Linked DNA regions of Homo sapiens: region 2 is linked to region 1. Evidence: read pairs that join two places in POLR2A ChIA-PET (ENCODE). Cell type or tissue: K562. All regions are shown on one strand. Links, peaks and the distances in the headings refer to the core of each region. The heading gives the core; the rest is flanking DNA.

The links. ChIA-PET counts read pairs that join two places held together with the same protein. Peaks named below come from ENCODE experiments on the same cell type or tissue, not always from the same donor. Only the 100,000 strongest peaks of a DNase experiment are listed, where the experiment ranks them.
Region 2: POLR2A ChIA-PET joins it to region 1 with 6 read pairs; 5 of 35 experiments call an interaction of 5 or more read pairs at or near these places.

The regions. Positions count from the first base shown.
Region 1 is chr6:156,821,294-156,836,662 of GRCh38, forward strand. ARID1B (AT-rich interaction domain 1B) reads left to right here. Exons shown (of 20, transcript NM_001374828.1): 2 at 7,934-8,128. Among named protein-coding and RNA genes, the nearest start is that of MIR4466, 49 kb to the left of the region's middle. RefSeq lists a silencer at 589-658 and an enhancer at 8,563-9,530. In K562, for the core only: no CTCF peak of the experiment used is centred there; a DNase peak (open chromatin) is centred at 7,285.
Region 2 is chr6:156,913,446-156,928,814 of GRCh38, forward strand. The region is part of intron 3 of ARID1B (AT-rich interaction domain 1B); the gene reads left to right. Among named protein-coding and RNA genes, the nearest start is that of MIR4466, 140 kb to the left of the region's middle. RefSeq lists enhancers at 53-553, 4,010-4,069. In K562, for the core only: no CTCF peak of the experiment used is centred there; no DNase peak of the experiment used is centred there.

The DNA of each region.
Region 1 (15,369 bases), core at 6,056-8,555:
TGTGTTGTCAGCAGTGCAGGTTCTAGAAAAAGGAAGCAAGAACTGCTCCCCCACTCCCCCCACAATACCTTTTGTGTTGAGGGGGCTGAGAATGGGTATATGTCACGCAGAAAAGAGAAATAGCTTACAGCGATCTTCAAATATTCTGCCAAAGGACCAAAGTAATACCAATGGGTATAAATGACAGGGAGCAGACTTTTGTTACATAGGAGGAAGAAATTCATAACATTCATTGTAGATGCTTTGAAAGGATTTGTATGTACATCACTTACGGACCCGTCAGGCTCTCTGCAGTTCTAAGGTTCTGAGTTTCATTGCTGAATCTTTGAATCTTTGGTCAGGCTGTCTTAAGAATTGTGATAACGTGAGAATATATTAAAGTGCTTTGGAAATGCATGGCATATGTTGTTATTATTTGATAATGTAAGTCTGGGATCTTTGGATGGGTTTCTAGATTAGATTCCATGAACTCCTCTGACACTGTATGCTAAATTGAGGGTTCCATGGTTCCACAAATACATATGTTCTCTGCACCTTGCTTAAGAAAACCAAAACCAAGACCAAAAACACAGGCAGTGGTCATCTTTCTCAGTCAGTTAGGAGTGTTTTGAGGTCTCTCCCCCAACATTGCTAATGATGTCATGGTTAGAGGGCACCGATAATTTCATGGTTCTTAGAGTTAGTAACAAAACAACCTTTTCTGCCTTGTCTAATATCTTTTTTTTTTTTCAGTAGAGAAGGGGTTTCACCATGTTGGCCAGGCTGATCTTGAACTCCTGACCTCAAGTGATCTGCCCGCCTCAGCCTCCCAAAGTGCTGAGATTACAGGTGTGAGCTACCATGTGTGGCCAGTCTTGTCTAATATCTTAGAATCCCATTTCTTGATCCTTTCTGTACCATTGGAAAATGTGACAAATATTCCTGTATTGACAAAAGAAGAACTTCTGTGTGTTGATACCCACATTCGAAGTTCCAACGTGTTAGTTCAAGTCTTAATAAGCAGGCAGTGTTTTGTTGTGAGTTGAAGTAAAACACATAGTGGTTTTAAATGCAGGGTTGCATGTTATCCTCCTTCAGTCTGATGATCGTGTATAGACACACCAGACCAGAGATGGGACTGTGGACCCGAGTTGGGAGACTTGACTCTGGTCTGAGCTCTGCTACCGTGAGCCTCCTTTGTGTCATTGGGCATGAGAGAATCTCTTTGGCGATTACATTCTGCAGTAGTGGTGGCAGTGGTAGCTGAGATTCTTGGTTCTTTCTGGCTTAGAGAGGAGTAGGCACTTGTTATGAAACAAGGGAAGAGTCTTTAGTGCCCACTTTTACTTTTGCCGTAAACGGGTTTTTATGCCGTTAGGAGAAGAACCTGACCAGAGTATGCATTCAGTATTATCATTGTCTTTACTTGTGTCTTCTGCAGGTGTGTACAGCAGCTCTGAAGTGTGTCCCACAGTGGCTTCTGGGTGGTGCCACTGGCATGTGGTGGGGAACCTCTGTGGTGAGGTGGAGTGGGCGCCCACTGCCCACTGTTCTGTGTGTGCCGTGACCAGGCGGGTGTGCGAGGGAGGAAGACAGGCTAGACGGCCGTGTTGCATCCACCTCCTGTTCTCCCTTTACAGAGAGCCAGAGTACTGTTTGTAATATGCTCAGGGAAAAACAGAGGCATTTTGAGCTATATTTAGACACCATCACAGAAAAGTAAACACAGATTGCTTCCCGATATGACAGCAACTATCTACAGGCCACTGTGGCTGACCCCGATCCTTATCGAGCTTGTTTCACATGGCTGTGATCTGTGTGCATCAGTATTGAAGAAATGGCACGTTACCTGACATGTCTTCTCTATGCCCGTGTGTAGTCCGCTGTGTTGGTGTGTTACGGCCGGGCCATGGATTCTTTACTTTTGCACAGTTGGGCTGTTCCATTTTTTCTCAATGAGTAGGTGGGCCCTGGGCTCCAGGTGCTGCCATAGCCCCTGTGACCTCTGAGAGCCTTTATAGCGCTGATGAATTTAATGTTCATAATAATTGCAAGGTGGGTTTTATTTCTCCTTTAGTGAATGAGAAAACTAAGAAATAAGGTCACAGTGTACTCGAGGTCCCTGGTGGGACAGGGCTGTGAATCCATTCTGAATCCAGAGCCCCTACTTCCTTGCTGGGCAGTGCCATTCGGTACACAGCTGCAGACGTGAATAAACACCCCCTGCCCTGTTTGAGCGAGAGAAATAGAACAGATTTCAAAAGTTTTCTTTAGTTACTGGTAAGAGAATGTTGTTTCCCGAACAATGGTTCAAAAGAGGGAAGAGTTTTCTATCAGCTCTTGTTTAATCCACATGTGTAGAAATGATTTTAGATCAACAAGATTCGATAGTTCTTTCGGTGGGTTTTCTTTGTTGTTTTTTTTTTTTTTTTTGTGAAGTGTTTTTCCAATTTGCGGTTGAAGGAATTGGGCTGAAAAAAGTAGTAAAATATGATATGCATAAAGATGTATCTAATAAACTGTGTTCTTAATTTGATATTTAGGAGCAAATACAATTAGATATCTTTTACTATAAATGCATGTGTAGGGATACTCTGAAAGCCTGATAACAGAGTATCTAAATATAAAAAGGATAAAGTATATTTAAAGTATACTAAAAGTATATAAGCAAGTTGTCCTTTAACTTGGATCATCTTGAAAAGGACAGTTGGATTCCCAGCCCAGCCTCTGAAAGCCTATCTGACATGTAATATAGCTGAATTGTGCTACCCAATATGCTTAGAAGAATCTATATACAAACATTTCTTAAAAATAGACAATGTATTTCTTCCTTAGAGAGAGAGAGAATAACTCCTACTTACATGTACATCCAAAAGTTTACTTTGAATAAGGAGGAGGAAAGTCTTATCAAGTAAAAAAATTGCATTAAAAGCCAAGTAACTAAAACCAGACTGGTTAGGTTAAGAGCTCTTTGAAAATGGTGGTGTATATATTGTGGCCTTCACAGCACTTGTCTTATTTTCTGGAATTGAAACTCAAGCTACAGCAGTTGTGGAATGCCATCTAGAAATGAAAACATGCTCGGACAATCTATTTAGAGAAGTTGTTGAGGGCTGTTTTCGATGTGGATGATAACCCTGATAGAGCATAAACTTTCAGTGAGAAATGAAAATGGTCATACCCGGATAGATGTTAAAAAAACATAAAATTGGCCAGGCGCAGCGGCTCACGCCTGTAATCCCAGCACTTTGGGAGGTCGAGGCAGGCGAATCACTTGAGGTCAGGAGTTCGAGACCAGCCTTGCCAACAAGGCAAAATCCTGTCTCTACAAAAAATACAAAAATAAGCTGGGTGTGGTGGTATGTGCCTGTAATCCCAGCTACTTGGGAGGCTGAGACATGAGAATCACTTGAACCCGGGAGGTGGAGGTTGCAGTGAGCTGAGATTGTGCCACTGCACTCCAGTCTGGGTGACAGAGCGAGACCCTGTCTCAGAAAACAAAACAAAACAAAAAACATAAAATTGCTTCAGGTTAGATGTGCGTATGAGAAGCAGCTTGGCCCTTTTGTTTTCCAGAAGTCTTAGATTTGATTTTTTTTTTTTTCTTTGAGATGGAGTCTTGCTCTGTCACCCAGGGTGGAGTGTGCAGTGGCACGATCTTGGCTCACTGCAACCTCTGCCTCACAGGTTCAAGCAGTTCTCCTGCCTCAGCCTTCTGAGTAGCTGGGATTACAGGTGCCCGCCACCATGCCTGGCTAATTTTTTGTATTTTAGTGGAGACAGGATTTCACCGTGTTGCTCAGGCTGGTCTTGAACTCCTGAGCTCAGGCAATCCACCTGCCTCAGCCTCCCGAAGTGCTGGGATTACAGGCGTGAGCCGCCGCACTTGGCCAATTTTTAGTTTCTTTAAGGGACTGGTAGTGAGAAGCAGGAGTTGAGACCCTCAGTTGTACATTTTTAATGCTCAAAAATAGAGGACACAGCAGGATGGATTTGGACTGTGGATGAATATTTAATAATAGACCATAAGGAGAAGTTAAAATTAAATAATTTGCACTGTATGAGTAACTGTTTTTCTATCTGAAGTCTCATTGAAAGATATTTGATGCATTTTGAGAGGTTCAGATAATCTGTGTATTTAATGCTTTCGATTTTCAGAAATCTGAGGGTTAAGCTAACATTTTTGACATGGTGCAAATTAACTGAATTTTAAGTAGGACTGTGAGAGTTGATGGCAGTGATGAGACAGATAATACAAAACAATTTTAGTCACTGATAAGATGAATTTGCTGCACTGTTATCTATAGCATTAAAACATAGACATTCCAATCATTTTCCCATTTAACATTTCTGCTTTAATTAAGGCAGTTTTGGTCGTGCACTATTTGAAGTGAAATAAGTAGACGTTTCCTGTGCCCTGGGCTGTCTAGATTGAATGTGAAGATAGGACTGCCTCAGGGCCCCGTATTGGAAATTCAGCCTGAAATTTGATTTACTCAGCCTCTCCATAGGTCCTTCATTCACTTGGCTGATTTTGAAATCACCAACTCAGCCTTGATTTTCATACTTCCATAAAAAGTTTTACCTTTTTCAAGAAAATCTAGAAAATAATCACATTTTATTTTTATCAGGCATAAATTCTAATTTAAATAATTATGAGAAAATGAATTCTTAGCCCTAGATTTTAGTTTTACTACAAATATATCAACATACATGTTTGTACACTTAATTATGAAGGCGGCTCAGGTTATGTAAAATCAGTATATTGTTTGGGCAAACAAATGTACTGTCGTTTAATTTCTATCATGTTAAGTCCAAACAATGTCTTGGCTGGTGAAAGTAGTAACAGTTTAAAATTGTATCACATGGTGAATTTTGAGCAGAAAAGTTGCTTGTAGGCTGTGGGGCCTGGGGCAAAGCACCCTCTTTCCTCCTGTGTCCTCCACAGAGCTTCATTCAGGTGAGATGGGTTCCTCCTGGCACAGTCCTGTGGATCCCTTGGGACTGAGCTCAGGTATTTCCTATAGGAAGCCTTTGTTAAAGCCCATGGCAGACCCAGTGAGACACCCTCTTCTCACCTTGCCTTGGTGCTTTGTCCCTTCAGGACATCTGCTGTGTTGCACTGTGACCTGTTTAGTCTGTCTCCTTCAGTGAATCTCCAGGACATGGAGGCTCGTTCATCCTTCTGCTTCCAGTGTTGGGCACAACGCACATAGTAGGTGCTTAGTAAATGTGTGGTGAATGGATTCACCAAATCTTTAAAGTGAACACCAGAGTATTGAGGAAGGCAGAGAAGGGGAAGGACCCGTGCAGCCTTGGAGTGGGAGTGCCAGTGGAAGAGAGGACTGGCAGTTCTCGGGGTCTGTGCTCCTGCCTTCCATCTTCACCTCCCCTCCGTCCCTCCTCTTCCAGCCTCAGCCCTCACCTCTGCAGCGAGACTGTCCTTGCCGAGCACAGCAGTGGCCTCCTTGTCAAGTATAGCAGAAGCCTTTACCCTTCACCTGACTGCATTCCTGGGCTGCATTTGGCACACCTGTTTCGTTGCTACACCTGACTCCCTTCCCTCCTGTAAGAGCACACTCTCCAGAGTGTCTACATTTTCTGGCCATTCTTCCAGCTTGTCTGTGGGTTCATTTTCCCTTTTCCCTTAAGCGGTGATATTCTCTAGGATTCTGTTCGCTACCCATTGTTTTCCTTTCATATATTCCTCCTAAATAAAGTTCATGGGTTTTATTGCTTCCTATTGATTAATTCATCAATTAATGTGCTGGGTACACTGTTCAACTTATGCCCTGGAGATATAATAGTGAATAAAATAGAGAAAATCCCTGCCCTCTGGGAGTGGATGTCCTCTCTGCTGACTTCTCTACCTATTTTTCCAGGTCAGGCCTTACTCCCCAAGCTGCAGCTCATTATGTCTCTTCCTTCTGGGCATTTTCACCTGGATTTCATATCAGAGCCTCAAGTTTCCTATGTAAACCACTGAAGGCTCCCACTCCTGGGGATATGGTGATTGGCTTCTCCCTCTGCACACTCCATCTCATTTGGCTGCTGGCTTCCATCACTCATTTGGTCTCCAAATCCTGCCGCATTTCCCTTCTAACTGTGCCTTGGAGCTGGGCTTGCTTCCTCCCACCACTGCTGCCAGTTCAGGACCTCAGCCTCACCTGCCTGCCAGGGCAACCTGACCTGCTTCCAGCTGGGTCAGGTGCCCAAGGGAGCAGTCCTGTGTTCATCTGTCAGAGGCAGCCTGAGCCTGTAGAATGCCCTGCAGGGCTCACCCATGTTCTGGCTTCTGCCTGCTTCAGCATCTTCGTAAATTCGTGCTTCACGTGGATCCAGATGGTTTTTATTTCCTGATACACACCAGGCAGTTCATCTCCCTTGACCCAGTGCCTTGTGCTGTTTCTTCTGCCCTGTGGTACTGTACATGCTGTTCCCTCCCACCTTGGACGTGTTATTCCCCTTTATCCTGGTAATTCTTTTTTTTTTTTTTTTTTTTTTTTTTTTTGAGATGGAGTCTAGCTCTGTCTCTCAGGCTGGAGTGGCACAATCTTGGCTCACTGCAGCCTCCGCCTCCTGGGTTCAAGCGATTCTCCTGCCTCAGCCTCCGGAGTAGCTGGGATTATAGGCGTGCACTACCATGCCCAGCTGATTTTTGTATTTTTAGTAGAGACGGGGTTTCACCATGTTGGTCAGGCTGGTCTCAAATTCCTGACCTCAACTGATCTGCCCGTCTTGGCCTCCCAAAGTGCTGGGATTACAGGCATGAGTCACCATGCCCGGCCTCTTTTTTTTTTTTTTTTTCAAGAGACAGGGTCCCACTGTGTTACCCAGACTGGAGTGGAGTGGTGTGATCATAGCTCACTGCAGCCTCGAACTCCTGGGGTCAAGTGATCTTCTTGCCTTAGCCTGAACAGCTCGGACTATAGGTGCCTGCCACCACGCCTGGCTAAGTTTTTAATTTGTTGTAGAGACAGGGTCTTGTGATGTTGCCAGGATGGTCTTGAATTTACCCTGCTAATTCTTAAGCCTTCCTGAAAGTCCCCATGTACTTACCTCAGTGTGAACGCAGCATCTGGCACACAGTTGGGATCAGTATGTGGTTTTGGAAGGACAGAGGAGGGAAGGAAGGAGCTGCTGGGTGAATGCTGCCTGCTACTGTAGCACCGGGTGAGGGCCTTTCTACCTATTGCTTTGTTCCTTTGACGTCCCAGGACATGAAGGGCTGAGGCTCCACGCCTAGCCCTCCTGTATGACCTCGGCCCTGAAGCCCAGGGCCTGACTCACCAAACCAAAAATAAAATTCAACATCTACTTGTGAACTGGTTGTGTTTGGTAAGATGCTGACTTACATGGGGAGAGGTGCTGTGACTCATAGTCTGAGTGCTCATCCCTACACACTGCTGGTCTCTGAACAAAATCTTTACCCTGGACATATGCATGATCTAAAATCTATCTTTTCACTTTTTAATGAACACTCGGTTGCACTAAGGTTTGATCAAGACTTGCAGACTCAGTTCTAAAATAAAATCATTGTTCTAAGAATACTTTGAAGGCAGAAAATGTTAATCACTCAATACCCTCTGCTCTTATTACTAGTAAGCTAAAAGGAGGTGGGTGAGCTTAACTATCATGCTCTTTTCCTGTACGCATAATAGAATTTTAGATGCAAATGTTTTCTCTCTGCTTATGGTCCAAAATCGTTTTTAGTTTTGTTTAGTCTAGAGCTCTCTTAGTTGTTAAAAACTCCTAAAAGTAAAAAATAAAATTTCTTGTATCCATCTAGGTTTTTTCTTTAATGTCTTGCTGGATGTTTTGTCAGGTCATTGTTTTTAATATTTTTAAAACTTAAGGATAGTTGTGTTATTAATGCATATGTTGACATAACACAAATTTGTGCCTTTGTAATAAAGAATGAATTAATAAACCGACTTCTTTTATGTCTTCACAGGGCAGCCCAATGGATCCAATGGTGATGAAGAGACCTCAGTTGTATGGCATGGGCAGTAACCCTCATTCTCAGCCTCAGCAGAGCAGTCCGTACCCAGGAGGTTCCTATGGCCCTCCAGGCCCACAGCGGTATCCAATTGGCATCCAGGGTCGGACTCCCGGGGCCATGGCCGGAATGCAGTACCCTCAGCAGCAGGTTTGTGCTGGTCCCCCGACCCGCTGCTTTTTTGTAATAGTTTTGTCTTTGCCTTTTGCTGTCCACCTAAGATTGATGTTAAAGAGAATTAGGGGGCATTGCACGGATTTTCTGCTTTAATTTTTATTGTTTCTTTAATCACAGGTATAATTTTTTTTTTCTTTTAAAGATGGAAAGGTGAGCTTCTTAAAGTGGACAGAATACCTGTTTGGTAGAAGGGCAGCAGGACCAGCTGTATTTGATAGGTGCACTGTGTCATAAATTTGCAGCAGGTTATAACAGATGTAAGCTCTGAAGTGAACTTGGCATTCCAACATTTTTGTCAGACTGTGTCAGATTTTGAGCTGTGAATAGACCATCTTAAGGTGAATTTTCAAGTCATTTAAAGGTCTTTTCCATGAGGATGGCATCAAGTTTTTAAAATTGAAAAAAAAAAAGTTTAGTCTCCCAAAGTTATTTTGCTTTCATTTCTTAAATTATTTCTTCTGTACCTTTTGAAAAAGGTTTCTGTATTTCATATAAGAGGATTTGATGTGCATCTGTTTTGTTAGGTCTTGATGGGTTTTGTGTTTTTACTTAAAAAAGACTTTTCCTGTTCTTAAGAGACCCAACATTTTCCTTTTTTTTCTCTGGAATCAAATGGAGTCACCTTAGATGACCATTTACCCTCTAGCAGTGGTAAACCTAGTCTTTTGGATACTTGAAAGAATACCCCTTTATGCTGGCTGGAGGGAGGATGAAATTTGGAAAAGACTAAATTAGATTCAAACTTGTTAGGGTATTTAGTTACTAGGAGCACCAGAAAGGCTTATTTATAAATCGCCATACCGTACCTAAGCCGCCAGGGAGTGGGTCAGGCTGATGCTGCTGCACGTTTTACTGCCCCAGGCTGGGGCGTCCCATGGTGCGGCCGTCGGTAACCCACAACAGGGCTTGACAGTGCTGTCTCAGGAAATGCTTCCATCTGACCAGACATCTTTCGTTGAGGGGCAAAAATTAGATATGACTACTGTTCTCTCTGATGTGGATATGGAGAATGATTGATCATACTTTACATGATACATAGCTGTATATTAACAGTTCATCAGTAGGTTGCTTCTGAGCCTTCTCGTTTATACACTATTCGATCTGTATTGTGATTTATTATTTGTTTCATTATTATTGTTATTAATTTATTATTGAAGTTTATTTTAATTATAATATTGTGTAAGTCTATGTTATAGTAGCATGGCATGGTGGCACCCTCCTGTATTTCCAGCTATTCGGGAGGCTGAAGTGGGAGGATCGCTTGAGCCCAGGAGTTTGAGTCCAGCCTAGGCAATGTATCGAGACCCTAAAAAAAAAAGAAATAAAATAAGTCTTTTATTTATAAAATAAGAAATAAAATGTTGTCTTTCCTCTTTATCTTTGCTCCCACTTGGATGATTTTGTTTATGTTAAGGCCATTATTGGGGAAGATAGAGGTAGCTCAGCCTTTGAATCCTAGTTGCAGATTGAACACCCTTTGCTGTTGTCAGAGACCTCACTTCTCAATTATTGAAGGTTACCCACTCCGAATTCTAGCAGTCAGTTGCATACTTAATTGTACTTTTAATTTTTTCCACATTATTCCTTTTTTTCCAGCAATATTTTGCTGCCTAGAGTAGAAATCTTTAGTTGTGGCTGCTAATTGTGAGAAGGAAATAATTTGTAAATGATGAAAAGTAAGGTGGAAGAGTTGCGATTTTCTCTCCTTCATTTTAGTTTTAGAGCAGCTTCACCATTAGTTGAGAGGAAGACAGCCCAGGCAGCTGGCTGCTCAAGTCCCCATCGCACTCTGTTGCTGATTTTATGTGGGAGCTAATAGTTGTGGATGGTGCTTTGGCCACAGGAAGAGAGCAGAGGTGGGAAGGTAGTAAGAAGTAGTGGGACCGGCAGAGAGAAGTGGATGCTCGCTGCTCTTGGGCTCCCCACTTTGCTTTTCAGCATGTTTCCCTGATGTGAGATTAAAAAGTCAGTTTCAAAAGATGCTGTTCACGGCAAGCAGCCGGATCTCCCTGGTCTCTGAAGGAGTTAAGTCTCACTAGAAGTTCTAGATGTTGGCTTAGTTTCCAGTCCCAAAGTGGGAGTCAAACAAATGGAGAGGGTGTGTGAAGAATGATTACCTAGGAAATGTTTTTAATTATTTTCTTTTCTAAATGTGTAAAGCTAAAAGTAGAGGACATACACAGATATATAGAGTAATCTCAATTTTCTTAGCTTCTTCCATTTATTTAATCCCTGTGACTCTTATACACTTTTTAAATCCAATGACTCTTAGATTTATTTGAAGGGACAAATTGATGTAGGTTGCCCATCAAGTATTTCAGCAAATTTTTAATTAAGATTTTAGATTGGATATTTTACTGCTAACCAAAAGAAATACCCAATTCTAATTAAGCACAGATCTTTCTGATAATGAAAGGAAAATAGTATATCTGGTAAGAAATTGAATATCCTGGCTGCAGAAGTGTGGAAACTTTCATAATGAGTTAATCAAAGTCATGGGTCTAAATAATCTGTATTGCCTTTTTACCTTTTCATTTAGTTAAATACAGCTTTGAAATATAGTATCTTGTTTTAAAATTTAAAAGGCTAAAAATAACAGAATGCACTTTTGAATGTGTATAACATTTTAAAGAAGACATACAGCTTTTATAATACCAAGGTCATGTGAACAGTTCTTAATTTTTGAAATGGAAAAAAATAGTGAAGATTTAGAGCAAAGGTTATTAGAGCATATACATTCATTTTGTTAGCTTGAGTCTGTGTTCTTTGGGGAGGAATTTTCAGTGAATTGCTTTGTTTCTGCATTTTGGATAATTATAAATTTGTTCACAAACAGGGTCCTGGCACTGTGATTGGCTGCTGGTCCCATCCATCTTCCCCTAGGATTAATGTAATTGGCTAAGCATTGTTGTAGTTGTGGCTAATAATGTTCTTCAGGGAAAAAGTTGAAAGATAATTATGACATTGAGTATTTATTGAGTGGACATCACCACCTAGGCATGACTTTGCTTTGGATGGCTTCCAGAACGTTCTGTGTTTGGTTTGTGAACCTCTAATGAGCTGAATCCAGTTCATTTAATATTGCTCGTATATTTCTGCACAGGATTAAAATGCAGGAATTCAAGTTTGTAAATTGAGTTGCCCACTTACCAGCTGAGTGGTAAGTTGTCTTTGGCTCAGGGGTCACAGTTTGATTCCTGGCTGGCGTTCTGCTCCTGTGATATGAATTTTAAATGAGTATTTTGTTAGAAAGAACTGCAGTGCTGATGTGAAATTTAACATGGAGAGGAGTATCACTGTTTATTTTTTGTCTCTGAGAGTCTGAAGGAACTGGCCACTGACTGTGTTTGATTTTAGTATTACCCTGGTGATCTTTGATTTGTATGGTGATAATTTTGTTTTTGAGATATACTCGTGACTGGATCTTTGAAGCATGACGTGATAATAGTACATCATTTTAGTCTTTATTAACTGGAACTAGATTTGTGGTCTTTCACTTGCCAGTTCTCCCACATCATCAGGCAAATACATGGCTAAACAGATTAGTTTTGCACGGTGCCCTAAAAACTAGTCTACTTGGGTTTTTGTTGAGTTCAGGGGGGAAATGAATTTTCTATGCCTCTGTGGAGAATATTCTGCCTCCAGGCTTCTGGAATTCAGACATGGGGTTGGTTAACAGAAGTACATTGGTTGATTTCATCTATTAGACAGCTACACAGAAGAGGCATAATTTTTAAGGTTACTAGAATCTGACTCTGAGTTTTTCAGATTAAAAAAAAAACAAACCTTAAAGACACCAAGATATTCTTTGCTGGATCAGGAATGCAGGTTTTGTTTCATTTTTCTTATCCTTCGTGATCATAAATGTACACCTAGGCCTTTACCAACTTGTTTTAAATAAGATTTTAATATAAAACGGCACCCAGGAGAAATAGCTTACAGAAGCTGAGTTATTTATTTGTGTCAAGCAGATTTCAATTATGTAGACTGAGATTTTTCCTGAGTTTTTTTTTGTAATTGGGTTGATATTTTAACTATTCTTGCAGGTGTTTGATAATATGATGCCTGTTGGAATTATAAAACAGGGCAAAAGGAAAAAAAGCAAAATGAGAGATTGAAGTTCATGAGTGCTTTTATGATGGGAAAACATGACTTTTTTAGTTTTTAAAGGCATACATGTATTGCGAAGAACTTTATAGCAGGAACATAGAATATGATCATTGTTTTGAAATAGAAAATGGCAAAATTAAATATAAACTAATTATTTTTGTTAAGGTGATTCATCTGAACTTATTACTTCATATTGAAGTAAAAACAATTCAAAACAGGTTTCCTTGAAGAGGGCTTGAAAAAGATTTGTATTCTAATTTTGCTGCATGTTTTTTGAGTAAAATATTTATTTCAGAACATAAGCATTTTATTTGGTACCCTCTTAACAGCCAAAACACTTCTTCCAATGCAAATGTTTATTTTGGCAGCAGATGTTTCTAAAAAGGAGACAAACATTACAATTGTTTGGCTAAAATAAATGTTTCCTTTGGGGTTATTAAGGCAGCCAGGCAATTTCTAGGGTTTCCACCTGTGTTAATTTATATTGTTGATCTATTCTGGAAAAAAATGTGTTTCTTTTAAATGTAATTAAAGCCACGTTTTGATATAGTTTGCATGAGAGCTCTGAAAAGTAAGGATGAATGGGGAGAGGAAGACTGGTTTAAGACTTAAAAATTCCAGAGTTTTTCATCATGAAATGTTTATTATGATTCAATCTTTGAATCCTAAATATGAATCCAATAGTCAGGGCTTAATTTTTGTTTTATTTAAAAAAGAGCCTAGACTTCCTATGTTTGCGACTGTGATGGTGTGTCCAGGATGAGAAAGGATAGATAACTTGACTAAGTATAATGGAGAGGAATGGGTGCCTGGTGCCTGTTTTACATTCAGACTCTTAATTTTTTGAGTCTCTATATTTACTTAAAGATGCCCATTCATATCTGTGTGCACATGTACGCTCCCACATGTGTGTAAAAAACAGAACATTCATGTGACAATGGCATTCTTGTGTAATGAAACGTGTATATGTATATTAATTTATATGTTAAACATATTTGTAGATATACATATATAAACACACAAATGAAATGAAGGTGAACATTTTGGCCAGTAAAATAATGAAATGCTATGAAATTTCACTATGTTGTTTACAGCATTTTCATACATTCGTGTTCTGTACTGAGACTTGGAGCCGAGCTGATTTGCTTGTACACCTGAAATGTTTGGAGGCCCTTCAGCAGATTGCAGATTTTTATAAATAATGGCCTTTCGTTGGCCACATTTTGTCATGGTTTCCTCAGTTGTTCTTCAGCAGTGAACATGAAGGTATTTAAGGTTTACCAGCAAAATACATTTATACCTCACATTTCTGCTTCCAAGTAGATAGCAGATGCTACTGGCTGTGATGCCAAAGCTCCCTGTAGATGGAGTTTTGTACTAAGAAAATATTTTTGGGCCGGGCGCGGTGGCTCACGCCTGTAATCCCAGCACTTGGGGAGGCTGAGGTGGGCGGACCACGAGGTCAGGAGATAGATAGAGACCATCCTGACTAACACAGTGAAACCTTGTCTCTACTAAAAAAATACAAAAAAATTAGCCGGCGTGGTGGCGGGCGCCTGTAGTCCCAGCTCCTCGGGAAGCTGAGGCAGGAGTATGGTGTGAACCCGGGAGGCGGAGCTTGCAGTGAGCCGAGATCTTGCCACTGCACTCCAGCCTGGGTGACAGAGGGAGACTCTGTCACAAAAAAAAAAAAAAAAAGAAAATATTTTTGAAAAGATTTGTAAATTCCTATAATACCTAACTGGTTTTGTGTACTTTTTATATTGTATTTGGGTTTAAACATATTTGAATTGTGACATTCTTGGAATGATATGTTAGAAGAGATCATATTTTAAGTTAAATAAAGATTTTTAAATCTTTAGCCTTTTTCCGAAAAGTGAGAGAAGATCAGATTTTACCTGAAAGTTTAATGAGAAAATGTGAGATGATTTCATTTTAATATGGAAAGCTGCTTTTATATTAGGATGTTTATATTGATACATTTATTTTTTATCTGTACATTTACATTATTCTCGATTTTCTAAGCTTATATACAGTATATAGCGCCTAGTACTCTGCTGGTAGTTTATACTGTTTTGTCATGTACACATGAGTTCCACTATGTATTTTACATATAGACTTTCAACCTAAAATATCTGTAAGGTTTTCTATTTTACTTTTGAGATGTAAATCTTAAATGTATGTTTTATTTTTATTTTTTAGAGACAAGGTCTTGCTCTGTTGCCCGGGCTGGAGTGCAGTGGCATGAACATGGCTCACTGCGGCCTTGACCTCCTGGGCTCAAACAATCCTCCCACCTCAGCCTCCCAAGCAGTTGGGACTACAGACATGTGCCACCATGCCCAGCTAATTTTTAAATTTTTTTGTAGAGACGTCTCACCATGTTGCCCAGGTTGGTCTCGAACAAGTGTGTGTTTTAGGTAGCACTGAATGAGTATATTTTAAATAAGTGTGATTTATTTGCTTTCACCAAAGAAACATTAAGCATGGTATTTATGTTAAAACGTTAATAATTCAAATAAAGGTAACAGTCGACGTCAGTAAAATGAACCAACCATATCCCTTCAGCGCTCCTTGGAAAACAAACACTGAACAACAACGGAAATCCCACAAGATAAATGGAAAGTTAAAGTGATTAAGTGACGTATCTTAGACAAGTGGTTCTCAAACTTTGCTGAATGTTAGAGTCTCCCGGGGCATTAAGAAAATCCCCCCACGGATGCCCAAGGATGCCCATATCAATGACACCTGACTGTGAAGGCCCTAATCTCCCGTGACTGCCCTGTGAGTCAGGGTATTAGAGGGAGGCTACGTGGGCAAGCGGGGGCAGCTCACACCTTCTGGAGACTTGGTAGTGATGCTGGTTCTTGGCCCACTCGGTGAATCAGAAACTCACCACTGACCCAAAGGAATGAAATGGGCCCAGAACCAGGAGCTGGGATGGTTGAGTCCTTGCCTGTTAAAGTCTAATCTGTGTGTGATACTGGGAAAATCTGGATCTCACTGTGCTCCTCTGCCAGATGAGGGGGTTGGACTATAAGACCTCTCAGCTTGGATTTCCCCTTTAAAGTAATATTAAGTGAATGTCTTTTCATTTCAGTATT
Region 2 (15,369 bases), core at 4,223-6,722, 90 kb after region 1:
TGACCTTGTGATCTGCCTGCCTCAGCCTCCCAAAGTTCTAGGATTACAGGCATGAGCCACCTCACCTGGCAACATTTTTCAAGAATACAATATATTATTAACTACAGTCACCATGTTGTACAACAGATCTCTTGAACTTATTCTTCCCATCTAACTGAAATTTTGTATCTTTGATCGACATCTTCCCAACTTCCAGCCCACCCCAGCCCGTGGTGCCCCCATCCCACTCTCTACTTTCCAACAACCAGCCCGCCCCAGCCCGTGAGCCACCATCCTACTATCCACTTCCCAACTCCCAGCCCATGCCAGCCCATGGTACCCCCATTCCACTCTCCACTCCCCAACAACCAGTCCATCCCAGCCCGTGAACCACCATCCCACTCTCCACTTCCCAACAACCAGCCAACCCCAGCCCATGAGCCACCATCCCACTCTTCACTTCCCAGCAACCAGCCCATCCCAGCCCCCGGTGATCCCATTCCACTCTCCACTCCCCAACGACCAGCCCATCCCAGCCCATGGTGCCCCCATTCTACTCTCCACTCCCCAACTCCCAGCCCTTCCCAGCCCGTGGTGCCCCCATTCCACTCTCTACTCCCGAACTGCCAGCCCCACCCCAGCCTGTGGTGCCCCCATTCCACTCTCCACTCCCCAACTCCCAGCCCATGGTGCCCCCTTTCCACTCTCCACTCCCGAACTGCCAGCGCCACCCCAGCCTGTGGTGCCCCCATTCCACTCTACTCCCCAGCTCCCAGCCCTTCCCAGCCCGTGGTGCCCCCATTCCACTCTCCACTTCTGAGATTACCTTTCCTAGAGGCCACATTTGAGTGAGATCATGCGGTATGAAACAGCTCTTTTCAAAGCCTCCAGTGTTCTGTTATTCAGCCTGATGGGTGATAGTCATTCCTTCCATCCTTCGCCTGTCATTAGGATTCCATGCAGCTGACGGTATCTTCCTCCTCGGAGCACCTGTCTTGCTTGGTTCCTGGGACGCCACCCTCTCCTGGCTCTCTTCCTACTTTGTGGCCGCTCCTTGCCTTTCCTTGCTAGATTTTCTTTATCTTTCTGGCCTCCAAATACTGGCCCATGACCAGGGCTCAGTGTTGGCCCCTCTTTTTTTGTGGCTCTACCCACCTTACCTGTATGATTTCTTTTACTTTCAAAGCTTTACGTATCTGGAGACTTGTGACTTTCATATGTACTTTTGCAACTTGGATCTGTCTTGTCCTTTCTACATCTATGTATGTCCAGCTCCTGCAGGTAATCACTAATTTGAATGCCCAACAGGCTTTGGAAAATCAACATATCCAAAGCGGGCCTCTGGCCACCCAGCCCTTTATCCACAAACCTGCCCTGTCTATATTTTCCCCCATCCCAACAATATGTATGTCAATCCATCCTTTCTGACCCTTTGAAATCTTTGGCTCTTCTCTATCAAGCCCACTTTTTTTTTCTTTTTTTCCAAATAATGTGTGTGGTTTCACCTTAAGAAAATAAGATTTATGAGTGGAAGGACTTTGTTTTGTCATTATGTCCCCAGCACCTAGGTCAATGCCTGCACAAAGTAGAAACTTAGTAAACATGGTGAAAATTGTTGATTTAATCATTCAAAAAATCTTTTTTATTTGCTGAAACATAGTAAAACATACTTTACAGTGTTGAAGAAGGTAAATGTTTACTGCTGGGTATTTAAATTTTGTGATTTCTTTTGGAATTGCAGATAGTGCTTTGTGGAATGCTTTTATAGCTGGTTCCTTTGTGCAGTATAGATGCATGTATGTGAGCAAACAGGCTTTCTTCTTTGATAGAATTGCTGGGCAAAAGAACAGGCACATTTTAGGCCAGGCGCAGTGGCTCATGCCTGTAATCCCAGCCCTTTGGGAAGCTGAGGTGGGTGGATCACCTGAGGTCAGAAGTTCGAGACCAGCCTGGCCAACATGGTGAAACCCTGTCTCTACTAAAAATATAAAAAATTAGACAGGTGTGGTCGCGCATGCCTGTAGTCTCAGCTACTCAGGAGGCTGAGGGAGGAGAATCGCTTGAACCCAGGAGGCAGAGGTCGCAGTGAGCTGAGATCGTGCCACTGCACTGCAGCCTCGGTGACAGAGCAAGACTCTGTCTCAAAAAAAATTAAAAAAAAAAAAAGCACATTTTAAAGATTTGGTTTTGGGCGGGCTCAGTGGCTCATGCCTGAAATCCCAGCACTTTGGGAGGCCCAGGCGGGCAGATCACTTGAGGCCAGGCGTTCAAGACTAGCCTGGCCAACATGGTGAAACCCTGTCTCTACTAAAAATACAAAAATTAGCTAGATGTGGTGGTGCATACCTGTAGTTGCAGCTACTTGGGAGGCTGAGGCAGGGGGATCACTTGAACCTGGGAGGCAGAGGTTGTAATGAGCCAAGATTGCACCACTGCACTCCAGTCTGGGTGGACACAGCAAGACTCCGTCTCAAAAAAAAAAAAGCCCCACCTCTTTTTTAACCAAATTCCTCTCTAGAAGGTTTTTTAACAAATTACGCGCCCCACCCCCCCAGCTCACTTTCCTACATTTTAATATATATTTTCCAGTGGTTCTTATTTTAAGTTTTATTTTTAGTGAGGATTTAACTGTTTTCTGAGCACCGACAGAATTAAAGAGCCCTCACAGAATTTGGAATTAGGATGGATCTAGGTGATGTGTTACAATGATGGAACAGATCGTGGAAATTCGATTGTATCAGGAAGAAGTACACAGTTGGACATTGGTAATTTTTTTTGATTTACTGCTGACACTGCGGCTCCATGAATTCCACAACTTCTTGTTGTTTACATTTTTGTTACCATTACCATTTCTTGTCTCTGCTGCTCTTTTTAGGGGGCAGAATTAGAACTGGAGTGAGTAGGTCTGGTTTATTCTTCCTGTTGTAGATAGAGGATAACTAGGACATCAGAGGTTCACACTGTGCGTTCATCAGACATCTTATTTACCCAACACTCGTCATTTCCTTCTTTTAAAAAGCATCTATTTTTATGGCCTTTAAAAAAAGCTATTTGAAGAAGTTGCTTCCATTTTAAAGTATTTTTACATCCTAGCTTACTTCCTCAGACTTCATTAACCGAGATTTAATACTTTTATATAGAAGGGGAAAGCTCCTTCAATGCTGTGGTTTAGTTTTTGTTTTGTTTTGCTCTAACGTTTCTGCTTGCCTTATGTTTCCCCGTTGTCAGGTCTCGATGCATCACATGCAGGTCTGCTTCCCGGTCCCCTCTTAGCAAGCTCTCATGACCTTTCTCTCTCCTCCTAGTACCTTTAGACTCAGAATCGTTTTCCTTTTACCTCTGACTCCTGTTCTGCTTCAGACTTACTCTCCTAAGATACTGGAAGAGACCTCCTTTCCTGTTAAGGCACACATTTCTCCAGGAACCTTCACCCATCGTCTCCTGGCAGATGTTGTGTGTTAAGTGTCAAGGCCAGTGTTCCAACAATCAGGTAACTCAAAGAGAGTTGCCTGGCCGCAGACAGGGGGCTGTCTGTCAGTACCCTTTCTTGTGACCGAGGTCTTCTGCTGGTCTGGAACAGTTGGCATCCTCGCACAACCCTGTCTGTTTTCATGGCTTTAAGGGACACTGTTGTGCCCTCATAGCCAGAAAAACCTTTTTCTTTTCTTAGAGAAGAGTTGTAGCAAGTAACCCTATTTAAGAAGTCACCATTTTTTTTTTAGAGAGTATGGATCTTTTTAAAAAACCTTAGTGTAAAGCAGCAACATAATTTCAAACTTGGCTTTTATACGTATAGTTTCTCTTCAAGTTGATATAGTTGTTTCGGATTCTTAAGAGAAATAATGGGTATTATGAAAGTGTACTTATTTACCTCAGGGTCTGTTGGACAAGCAAAACATAAACCATTTTATGAGCCCCTTTGGGCTTGGGACTGTTTTGCATGTGGGAATCTAGTGTTGAGTCAGACGTTGTTGCTGACCTAAAGGAGCCCCTAGTTGAACAGGAGGGTTGACGGTGCCGTGGGAGGGGTGTGTTTCAAGCTGTGATTCTAGTGTTGTGAGGCTTAGGAGAAGATGTTGATAAAAGTGTCTCAGAGGAAGTCTGGAAGAATGAGGAAGACTTTGCTGGTGAGAGAAGAAGTGATCCTGGGATAGGGCCAGTTCCTTGTTAGTGAAAATAGAGGGGATGCCCATTCCTGAGAGATACTGAAGTAGACAATGAGGTCAGTTAACAGTCAAGGTCATTTAGATGGAGCATATTAATTATGGTGGGAACTGGTGATTTATATTGCCTTTGCCTCAGTGATTAAAAATGAAATGAGGTTATTTATTGTTCAATATCATTTAAAACAGAAAATAGTACTAGTTTAGCAGTTAACTTCTAGCAGTAGATCACTTGGTAGTTGGACCAAGTGGAAATCTGAGTCTACTTTTATGAGAGTAGGTAGATGGGTGTTTAAATGATATTTTCTAAAATATCTTTCTTCAGACATCTTTTTGGTCAGCAATTTTTAAAAGAGATGCCGTGAACTGGAAGTACTTGGCACATGGGCAATCATTTGGAAAAGAACAAAATAGTACTGGAACATGGGGGTAAAATAGGTTTCAATTTTTTAACATAAAATATCCATCATAATCCACATAGTAAGCAAAATCTTTCAAAGGAGCTTAACTTAGAAAAAATACTTTTTTTAAAGCTAAAAACATAGTGAAATATATTTTTGATTTAAAGCTTGTAACAGCATGCCACTCAAGTCATTGAAGGAACACAGAAGTCACATTAGGGACAGAGGCTGTGATCCATTGTGGGGTAAACAGTTCCTTATATTGTTGTTATTTATATTATGCAAATCTGTTTCTTATATAGAAATAAGACCAAAATTTAATTTATAAGCCAATCCTGCAGATTTTGGGGGAAAATTAACCTTACAAGGCCTGTGGAAAGCCACTGAAGTGTTCATTTCACTTATTTTAAGATTTTATTATAAGAGCAAAAAAACAAGGACATATATAGTTTGTTGCCATTAATTGCTTAGTTTTTGGATATTAACACAGTCTATTAACTCAGTAAAAACCAGAATATAGTTAATGTTATTCTTTGTTTTAAAGGATATTATTAGTGAAGACTTGGGTTATGTTTGAATTTTGAATCTTTTTCTTTCTTCTTGCTACAGTTGTCTCAGGCTTTGAACCATTGCTGAGGGAGATTTCCTTTTAAGTTTGAAGAGCTTGTAAGCATCCGAGGAGACAACTTCTGGGTCACTTAGTGGCTGAGCAAGGCCTATTCCTAGACTCTGATTGTTGACTTGGGGCTTCTAACCTTGTGTTGGGGCCGGTTTTGGGAGCACAGAGGTGGGGTTAGATAGGCTGCAGGAGCCACCAGCCTGCCTGCGCTCGCTCTGGCAGGATGACTGATGCCAGGAGGATGGGAATGAGGACTAGTGACCTTCCTCTCTCTGTTCCCTTTTTCTCCCTTGGGGGAAAAACTAGTATAGTAAAAGCTCAGCACTCGTTTTGAATATAGGTGTAATTTGCTGCGTTAACAGTTTCAGTTTATTGTGTGTTTTGGTGGCGTTATTCCTGAAAGCTTCTTAAAATAAAAAAAGTAGAAAAAAAGACCCATTGAAGAATGAAGAAAAATAACATTTTGAGAATGTTAGAATGTCTTTTGGTATGAATTTGGTTTTCTTAATTGCTGTAGAAATCAGGGTGAATCTGTAGTTAGTTGCAACTATGTCTGCCTGGGCCTTTGCTTTTCCTTAATAGTAGCAGAAGAAAGCAAGAGAAAAATCCTCAGATTTTATACACATCACTTCTAGTATCGAAGCATTTTTGGCTTTTAATGGAAAACTTTCAGTGTTTTTTTAATATGTTTTGAAGTATAATTGGGAATTTAATTGCATTGGATCATAATTTGATAATGCTATGTATTCATTTTCATATTTAACATATATTTTAAGTTTTTTTTTTCTTTCTAGTACCAGAATTAAAACCAGGAAGTGAGGAATTATATAGTAATAATATTTTCAATACTAATTTTAGAAAGGGGATGGAAGGCTCCTCCTGAGAAGAGTAGCCAGGAAGCCAGGCAGGCCTGGAGTGTGTGGCCAGCTGTGTCCTGGTTTGAAGCATCTCAGACACTGTTGGGCAGCTGCTTAGCCCAGTTTAACTGAAATGTGGAGGAGATCACATCAGCTGGGCATGACTGTCTACCATGGAGGCAGGAGAGGAAAACCTTAGATTGTTGAAGATGTATTTCTTAGTTGGGCGTGTTAGCGGACATCTGTAGCTCCAGCTGCTCAGGAGGCTGAGGCAGGAGGATCCCTGAGCCCAGGAGTTCAAGGCTGCAGTGAGCTCTGATCGCACCACTGCACTCCAGCCTGGGTCACAGAGTGAGACCTTGGCTCTTTAAATGAATGAATGAATGATATATTTCATCAAAGGCTAAAGAAAAACTTCAAACACCTTAAGAGGAGGGTTTAGTCTAAAGAGCAATTAAGCTTCACCTCCTTCTCTGATCCTAACACTGCTATAACTAACTGTAGGTGGGTGATCCCTCTCTCCCGCCAGAGGAGGATTTATGGAATTGAACCAGATGTCTTCACGCATGAGTGGACATTGCCTTGTTCTCTAGTTTTTAGTCCTAGTTCCCCAGACTCAGCAGCCAGTGGAAGAAGAAGCCTGCTCTTCTAAACCAGAAAGTTGGGTAGAACTGGCGCTCTCCGAGCAAGCCTCCTCATTGCACCCCTTCACCTCCCTCCCCTTCAGCTCCCTGGGCCTGACAGCCCATCTGTCTTCCTCTCTGATACCCTGCTCCTGCCCCCATTGGTATTGAGGGATGAAGTTGGGAAGAGAATGCAGTGTGCAGTTAAAAGTATCATCGAGGCTCATTATATATTCACTAATTCTCTTTCCTTGATATTTATATTCTGACACAAGGGAAATTGGGGAATTATTTTTTTCCTGGATTGTTTTTTTGCTACTCTCAGCTGCTTTCATTTGTCTTTAACATGCTCATTTCAATATGTTAAACTATGAAAAATGAAATAAAACATAATTTATACATAAAGTTCTTTCTTCATCAGTTTCTTTGATTTTTAAAATTTTTAATTAGAGTAACAAGCTCTATGTATATTGTATTCCAGAGGAAGATTATCTTCAGATGTTTGAAATGTAGCATTATTTTTAGCATTTGCTAATGTGGGCAGTGGTCACCTTTTTCTTTTTTTCTGCAAAAGAAAGAACAGAACCAGCTTAGGTCACTGATTGATTTTCCCCAAAGTGCTAGGCTTTTGGGAGAGGAATGGGTTTATGTCTCTTTGCATTAGCCTAGGGAGACAGAAGAAGATGGTGTCAGGAAGTCGGGCAGGGAAGGCCCTTTGGTATGTATACAGCTGTGGTTTTCTTTTCTTTCTCTTTTTCTTGTTCTTTTCTTTTCTTTTTTTTTTTTGACAGAGTTTCACTCTCGTTGCCCAGGCTGGAGGGCAGTGGTGCAATCTCAGCTCACCACAACCTCCGCCTCCCAGGTTCAAGTGATTCTCCTGCCTCAGCCTCCTGAGTAGCTGAGGGATTACAGGCAGTAATTAATTAATTAATTAGCAGGGGGACTCCAGGACCCTGGACCCCACTGTTTTACCAGTTGCCAAATATTTGGTGTATCTTCCTTGCTTGAAAGCAGTAGTTCTCATGTCTGCTTTCCTTATGGAAGAGCAGTGGGGGATTAACTTCAGGATGAATATATTAGTCACCTTGCTTGGAAAGTTGGAGGTGTTCATTTTAACATAAAGTGGGATGAATATATAGCTTGCCCTCCTTGGAAAGTTGGAGGTGTTTAACATAAAGTGACTAAAGAAATAAATAAAGTGGGTAAATAAATAAATTTTATTTTAATTTAATTTTGATGTAATTGATGATAATTTCAGATTTCTGGAGTCATCTTTATGTTTTTTCCCAAATGGAAATTTGACTGTTTAAAAGGTAAAAAGTCTTCTACAGTAATAGCACTTGATGGGAAAACACACACACACACACACACACACACACACACACACACACACACACACACACACAAAATGTAAGGGAATCTCTAAAAAATTCACATTTTCTGCTATTTCTTGGAGAAGGGGGATGCCTGTGGCCTGTCTACTTTCGTAGAAGATTGGTAAAGTTGATACTAATTGGATGCTAAGTTCTTTTTAGTATATTGTTTTTCTGAAAGTCTGTACTCTTAGAGTGGGGAAGAGATAATTTAGTAGATCAAATGATCCATTTTAACATCTTGTAAAAAGTTCAAAAAGTAATACATATTTGTAAAAAAAATTCAGCAGAATCCTTGTGCTTCTTGCATTTTGAAAGCATTATTGATACAATGCAAAACAACAGAATCTTCTTTATCTTTTATTGTCTTTGGCTGTTTCTTCTGTTTCTCTAGCTTTTTTTTTCTTTTTCTTTCCTTCAGTTATTTTAGCTTTCATTCCATAGGCATTTCACAGAGAAATCAGACAACTTTTGAGATTAACCCCCTCAGCAGTTTTAGGGATGAATTGGCAAGACAGGCTTTTGAGGCAGGATCTTTCTGGCACTTTACTTCACTCTCTTTGGCAAAAAGAAGGTCTGTACCTCTTTATCCAGCACGCGGGTTCAGGAGCTCTGTCTCAGCAGGTCACTGTCATGCCACTTGCAACCCCCCATGGTATTCATCTAAGTGAAGAGTGTGGATAATAACGTAAGGGGTCCTGTATAGGTTGCCCTTTTTTTTTTTTTTTTGGAGATGGAGTCTTGCTGTGTCGTCCAGGCTGGAGTGCAGTGGTGCAATCTCAGCTCACTGCAACCTTTGCCTCCCAGGTTCAAGCAGTTCTCCTGTCTCAGCCTCCCAAGTAGCTGGGGTTACAGGTGCATGCCACCGTGCCCAGCTATTTTTTGTATTTTTAGTAGAGATGGGGTTTCACCATGTTGAACAGGCTGGTCTCGAACTCCTGACCTTAAGTGATCCGCCCGCCTCGGCCTCCCAAGGTGTTGGGATTACAGGGTGAGTCACCATGCCTGGCCTAGGTAGCTCTTTAGACTAGAGTTACTTAAGCAGTCTGGGCTTTTATTGCATGTTTAATTCAGATACTAATGGCATATTTGCAAATTCTTAAGTAATTTTTATTTGTGTTTCAGTTATTTAGAAAAGTATTACAATGTTGAATGTGGTTATTTGCAGCTAATCTGGTTCAAAACATCTCTATGAAATTATGATGTTTTCAGTTTTGGTAAATCCCATTGTTGATTATCTCTGTTCTTACCCTTTAATCTTTCTGGAGTCTTTGAGAATCTGGTAAAAGCTACAGATTCTCCTCCCAGACAAATACATGCATCACAGAGTTGCTGTATTCTCAGGGGAGTGTTCAAAGACCTTCTACTCCAGGTCAAGAATTCAGGCCCTAGATATGAGTTATGGTCCCAGTGTGGGGTAGGAAGAACTGATGTTGCTAGTTTCTGAAGGCCTCCTGTGGCCCTCCAGGTCTGTGGCTCGTGTGCCGGAAGTAGTCTGCTTCTTGGTTGGGAGAAGAAGGGGCTTGGGTTCTTGGAGCAAGAATCAGCCTTCCAAGTGTGAGATGCCAGTGCAGGGCCATGTCATTGAAAAGCTGATGATGATCTTCTCAAGTTGTTGCTTTAACCACAGTAAGACAAATAAGACCATCCCTGGCCCAAGGAGGATAGGTGAAGGGTGGGTGGACAGGTATCTACCTGGGAAATTAGCCATTGTTAATGTTACAGCAAAATGCCCTATTACAGATGCTAGGTAATGGAGTAATATCCAAAACCCCACATTGTAGGACTCACTTAATTATCATAATTTAATGAAAATATAACACTGTATTTAATCAACAGTCCTCGAAATTTATAGACAAATCTGGGAAATTCAGATTCCTGGACCCCATCCTCCGGTTGGGAATTGTCAGCTGTCAGGTAGGGTCCAGAAGTGCCTCCTTATCTGGTGGGTGGGAGCATCGTTAAGTGCACACACTCTAGAGAAAGAATATCTTGGTTCCCATCCCTTCTCCACCACTTGCCAACTGAGTGACCTTGGCAGGTTACTCAACCTAATTTTCTTCATAAGTAAAATAGTACTTACTTTATGGGGTCAGTGTGGAAATCAAGAGTTTATTGTATGAGTAAAGCACTTAGGAGAGTACCTGATAGATGGTGTGATGTAGAATTATTAGCAGCTGCTGTTACTACCAACACTGTCCTCAGCATCATGGCCACTGGATAAAGTTCTATTAGTTGATTCTCTTTTTTTTTTTTTTTTTAAAGACAGAGTCTTGCCCTGTTGCCCAGGCTGGAGTGCAGTGGTACAATCTCGGCTCACTGCATCCTCTGCCTTCTCCCAGGTTCAAGTGATTCTCATGCCTCAGCCTCCCAAGTAGCTGGGGTTACAGGTGTGCGCCACCATGCCCAGCTAATTTTTGTAGAGACAGGTTTCACCGCGTTGGCCAGGCTGGTCTTAAACTGATCTCAGGCGATCTTCCTGCCTCAGCCTCCCAAAGTGCTGGGATTACAGGCATAATCTATGGTGCCCAGACTGATTCTCATTCTTAAATATGCTTTTAAAAATAACAATAGCTGACATCTGTGAACATTTAAATGGCACCAGGCACAGTGCTAATTGCTTGAAGGCAGTGTGTCATGATCATGAATACAACCTTAGAAGGTAGGTTCCTGTATCTTAGTAGCAGGTCCCTTATACAGTCATCCCCCTTGTCAGCCAGGGGATGGGATAAGTTCCAAGACCCCCAGTGGATGCCTGAAAGTGTGGATAGTACTGAACTCTGTGCATACTATGCACAAATTTCTTTTTCCTTTACAGTTTCAAGGATAAAAGATTCATTCTTTCCCTAGATCTTAGCAACCTCAGGATGTGCTATTTTTTTCTTTGCTTATTAAGTCAAGAACTTTTCACTTAAAGGAAGTAGTTTACAGCTTCTCTTTGGCTGACTGATTGCCAGCATCACTATTCTGGTGCCTTGGGGCCATTATGAAGTAAAATTAGCGTGATTTGAACACAAGCACTGATACTGGATCTGGTAACAGCTCCTAAGTGACCAGTGGATGGGAAGCGCCTGCAACGTGGATTGCCTCACAAAGGGAGGAGTCACATCCAGGCGGGCAATTTAAAATTGTGAATTGTTTATTTCTGGAATTTTTTCCCTTTAATATTTTTGAACCACAGTTGACCATGGGTAACTGAAATCATGGACAGCGAAACCGTGGGTAAGGGTGGTGGGGAGCTACTGTATCTTGGTTTTATGGATGAGGAAAGGAATTATTTAGGTAATAAGTTATAGGGAGCTGAGATTCTTGGATGTTGTATAGATTTTTAAAAATTATTAGATACATTACTTTTTCCCTACAAAAAGTATAGAGAGCAGAACATTTACTGTGGCTCATTTGCCTTTATGACTTTATTAAAATACATTCATTATTAAAAATCTTAACTAGTCTTTAGTCTTGCCTATCATTATGTTGATTATTTTAGGAAAATTAATTTTAGGCAACCATGTGGCTTCCTTTCTCATTCTGAGCCCACTGTTAGTTTAGGAAGAAGTCTTATGAAAACTTCTTTCCTACGAAAGAAGGCAAATTTAAAAGCTTGTCTTAAGTTTTGAATATAAATTAGCAGCCTCTAGGATTCTTGCTTCTTAAGCTTAGGGGAGATGGCTGCTCTTGGTATTGCTCTGTTCTTTTCTTCCATATCCCCTCAGGGTTCCTCTATACTGAAGCCAGGGACTGCAGGTCCTTGTTTACATGGGTGTCCTGTGCCATGGTGACATTCTGTGAATTGCAGGCGTTTTGCAGTGTTGAGTCCTTTGTCAGTAAGACTGAGACTTATCAGTAAGAAAGCATCATGAAGTAGCTTATACAAGCCTGTCCTTTTTCTAGAATGGTTTTTTGTTGGGTATGGTGCCACACACCTGTAGTCCCAGCTACTCAGGAGGCTTAGGAGAAAGGATCCACTGAGCCCAGGAGTTTGAGTCACAGTGAGCTATGATTGTGCCACTGCAGTCCAGCTTGGGCACCACAGTGAGACCCTTTCTCTAAAAAAAAGAAAATTATAAAAAGGTTTTAAAAAAGTCTGGAAATAATTATTCCTTTGAATTGATAGAAAATAAATAATATCCTGAATATTCTTTGGACTCATTAATAATATATATAGTTTATTAGAAGGAATATGGCTTTAAGCTTCTAATTGGCCTCTGGGATTAGTTGCAGTTAAAAAGCATTTGCAGTTTAGACATGTGATTTTTATCTAAACTAAAAGATTTTTGGAGCAGAGGGGAAGGGAAACTATCGATGTGGACTGGGAAAAATTGAAGGGATTTAGTAGTCTTCTGAACAGATAATGAACAGTACTCATCATGGCACATGCAAGAGACCCATTCCACCCCTGTTCTTTGAGCACCATGAGCCTGAGATAGACAAGCAGGAGGAGTGAAGGCACATGTGATGCACTCGTAGTCTGCATAGGCCATTGCCACCCAGTATGGCTGGTGGAATAGGAAACTAAGCTGTTTGGAGTCATACAGCTGATGAATAGTGAAGTTGGCATTTGAATTTGGGTTTGTCTGAACTCAAAGATTCAAGGTCCTTAGAAGAGATCTGTGGCTGCATAAGGCTTCTTGGAGCTGGTGAAATAGGACACCAGGCCTTTAAGAGGTGGGGTTAAGATAAAGTCAGAGTGTGAGATTTAGGCTGGGAGGGCACCTTCAGCTGAGATCAAAAGATTGAACAAGGATCACTGAGTCAACAAGAAGAGCAGGTTTTACTTTGGGAACCTAGGGGAAAAATGAAATTGTTAAGGTTAATTTGGTTAAGATCATGGAGGGGTTTTGTTTTGTTTTGTTTAGGATAGCTAAGCATTAGGATTTAATAGTGCAGCAAACATGTTAAAAATAGGTGGGGGCATTATGAAACAGAAAGATTGAAAGTTCTATGGTTAATGCTTAATGTATGTTCACAGGGGAGGAGGTTGGAGGCATAGTTTTTCAGATGAAAGCCAGAGTCAGTCTCAGCCCCACTCTAGGTTCATGAAGTTGCCTTTCATACCATTAACTTCATTCAGTTTCCTTTAAAAGGAAATTTCCAAATGTAAACAGAAGTAGATAATGGTGTAATTAATCTGGCACACGTCACTCCACCTTCATCTTGTTTCACCTCTGTCTCCCCCTTCTCATCCCCGTATCCCCTGTCCCTTTTATTATTTTGAAGTAAATTCCAGATGTTACTATTTTGAGAAGGAGTCTCTCTCTGTTGCCCAGGCTCGGGTGCAGTGGTGAGGTCTCGGCTCACTGCAACTTCGCCTCCCAGGTTCAAGTGATTCTCCTGCCTCAGCTTCCCGAGTAGCTGGGATTACAGGCACTGCCACCATGCCTGGCTAATTTTTTGTATTTTTAGTAGAGACAGGGTTTCACCATGTTGGCCAGGCTGGGCTCGAACTCCTGACGCCGTGATCCGCCTGCCTTGGCCTCTCAAAGCACTGAGATTACAGGTGTGAGCCATCATGCCTGGCCCAGATGTTGTATCATTTCATTGGTAAATATTTCAGTATGTGCCTTTAAAAGATAAAGAACTTTAAAAAAGAGACATAATACAGTTATCACTATTAAAATATAATTTATTCCTATCAATTATCCAGTATTCAAATTTCCAATAATCTCATAAATGGAATATATATTATTGTTTAATTTACATTGTGGGGTAGTTTGAATCAGGATCCAAATAAAGTGTTAACAATTTGTTGTTATCTTTTAATTACTCTTCATTTCTAGGATTTTCCTCCATCTCCTCTCCTTCTCGTCCTCTCACTTTTCATTTTTTTCTGTTGCCATTTATTTATTGAAACTGGGACATTTGTCTAGTAGAGATTCCCACAGCCTGGGATTTCCTGATTGATTTGCAATGGTTTAACATGTTGCTTGGACCTTTTTATTTCCTATAAATTAGTGGTTTGATCTGCAGGTTTTGTCAAACTCATCATTTTTTGGGAGGTGGGATATTTTATTCCTGATCTGTTTTTTGGTAAGCATCAAATGTCTTGATCCCCACCCCACCCCCGCTTCTGGTGGCATTATTGATGCTCTCTGCAGTCTTAATTTCCAGTATATTTTTACTGCATTATTTTGCAGTCATCCTTTTGCCATAAGACTGCCAGTAACAAACAGCAAAATGTGTTCTGTAGCACATTTACCAGGCAGAGTAGCTGCTAACATGATAAATATTCTTGGATGTGTGCCCAAGTTTTGTTCAGTTTTATGTGTTTGTCCTTATACATTTGTTTTTGTGTTGCTGTGTCTAATTCTAAGTATAAGCTCCTAGAAACCATTCAGTCATTCACCTGGCTTTTATCCAGTACCCATCCTTGCTGGGCCCTTGGGAATCCAAGACGATAGCATCCCCGTCTTAGAAAAATGGTGTCCAGTTTGGGATACACCACAAATAGTTAATATATGGCATTCTAAGTTCTTTAAGAGGAGCCCATTTGAGGTTGGTTTGAGGTAGTTGTTTTGGAGGGTGATAGGGTTAACTTCTAGCAGGATCTTGAGGACAGTAAGGAGGAGGAAGGGCATCCACTTGGACTGGCTGAAAGGCACCGAGGAGCAGTGGCCGCATGGCCCATGGGACCCGAGCAGCTGAACAGGTGAAGTACGGTTTTGCCCCACACCCTGGGGCCGGCCCTGTAGAAGCTGACCTGGTGGCCGGAGGGTGCCTGAAGAGCTCTTCTGAGCCCAGACTGGGACTTAAACTTCCTTCTGTAGGCCTTCGGGAGGCATTTTCTGAGCACTTGTATTTGAGGAAGTCAGCAGCATTGACCGCAGTGCAGGTGTCTGCCATCGGATCAGGAGGAAGGGGATGGACTGGGTGATGATTTGGGCTTTGGTGATGTGTCAGACGTGCACAGATTGTAGAAGAGATAATGAGTTGTGTGGGGTGGCTCTGAGCAATCTCATTTGGGTGCTCTCCTTCGGTGAGGTGGGGGCCCAAGGGAGAAGGAACAGGTCTGTGGGGTCATTTGGGAGAGTCATTTCTTGACCCGATGAGTGCAAGGCACTCTCTCCAGAGGTCCAAACATTAAGGATGCAGTTAAGGACCTCCTGTAGAGATTTGGGAATCACCACCAAGCAGGGGGCCACATGGAGTCCTTGGGGTACAGACACTTGAGGGGCCCCCATTCTTAAAGGACAGGGAGAAAGAGAAGAGCCGGTAGAGGATCCTTAAAGAACATAATCTGGCAGGCGGGCCCCTTCACCTGGCTTGCCAGCCAGCCTGTAGGCTTCTGGTAATGCTTGATGATAAGGAGTGTGGCTTTGCCTTCACACCTGTGGAAGAGAATTTTTCATTTTCGCAT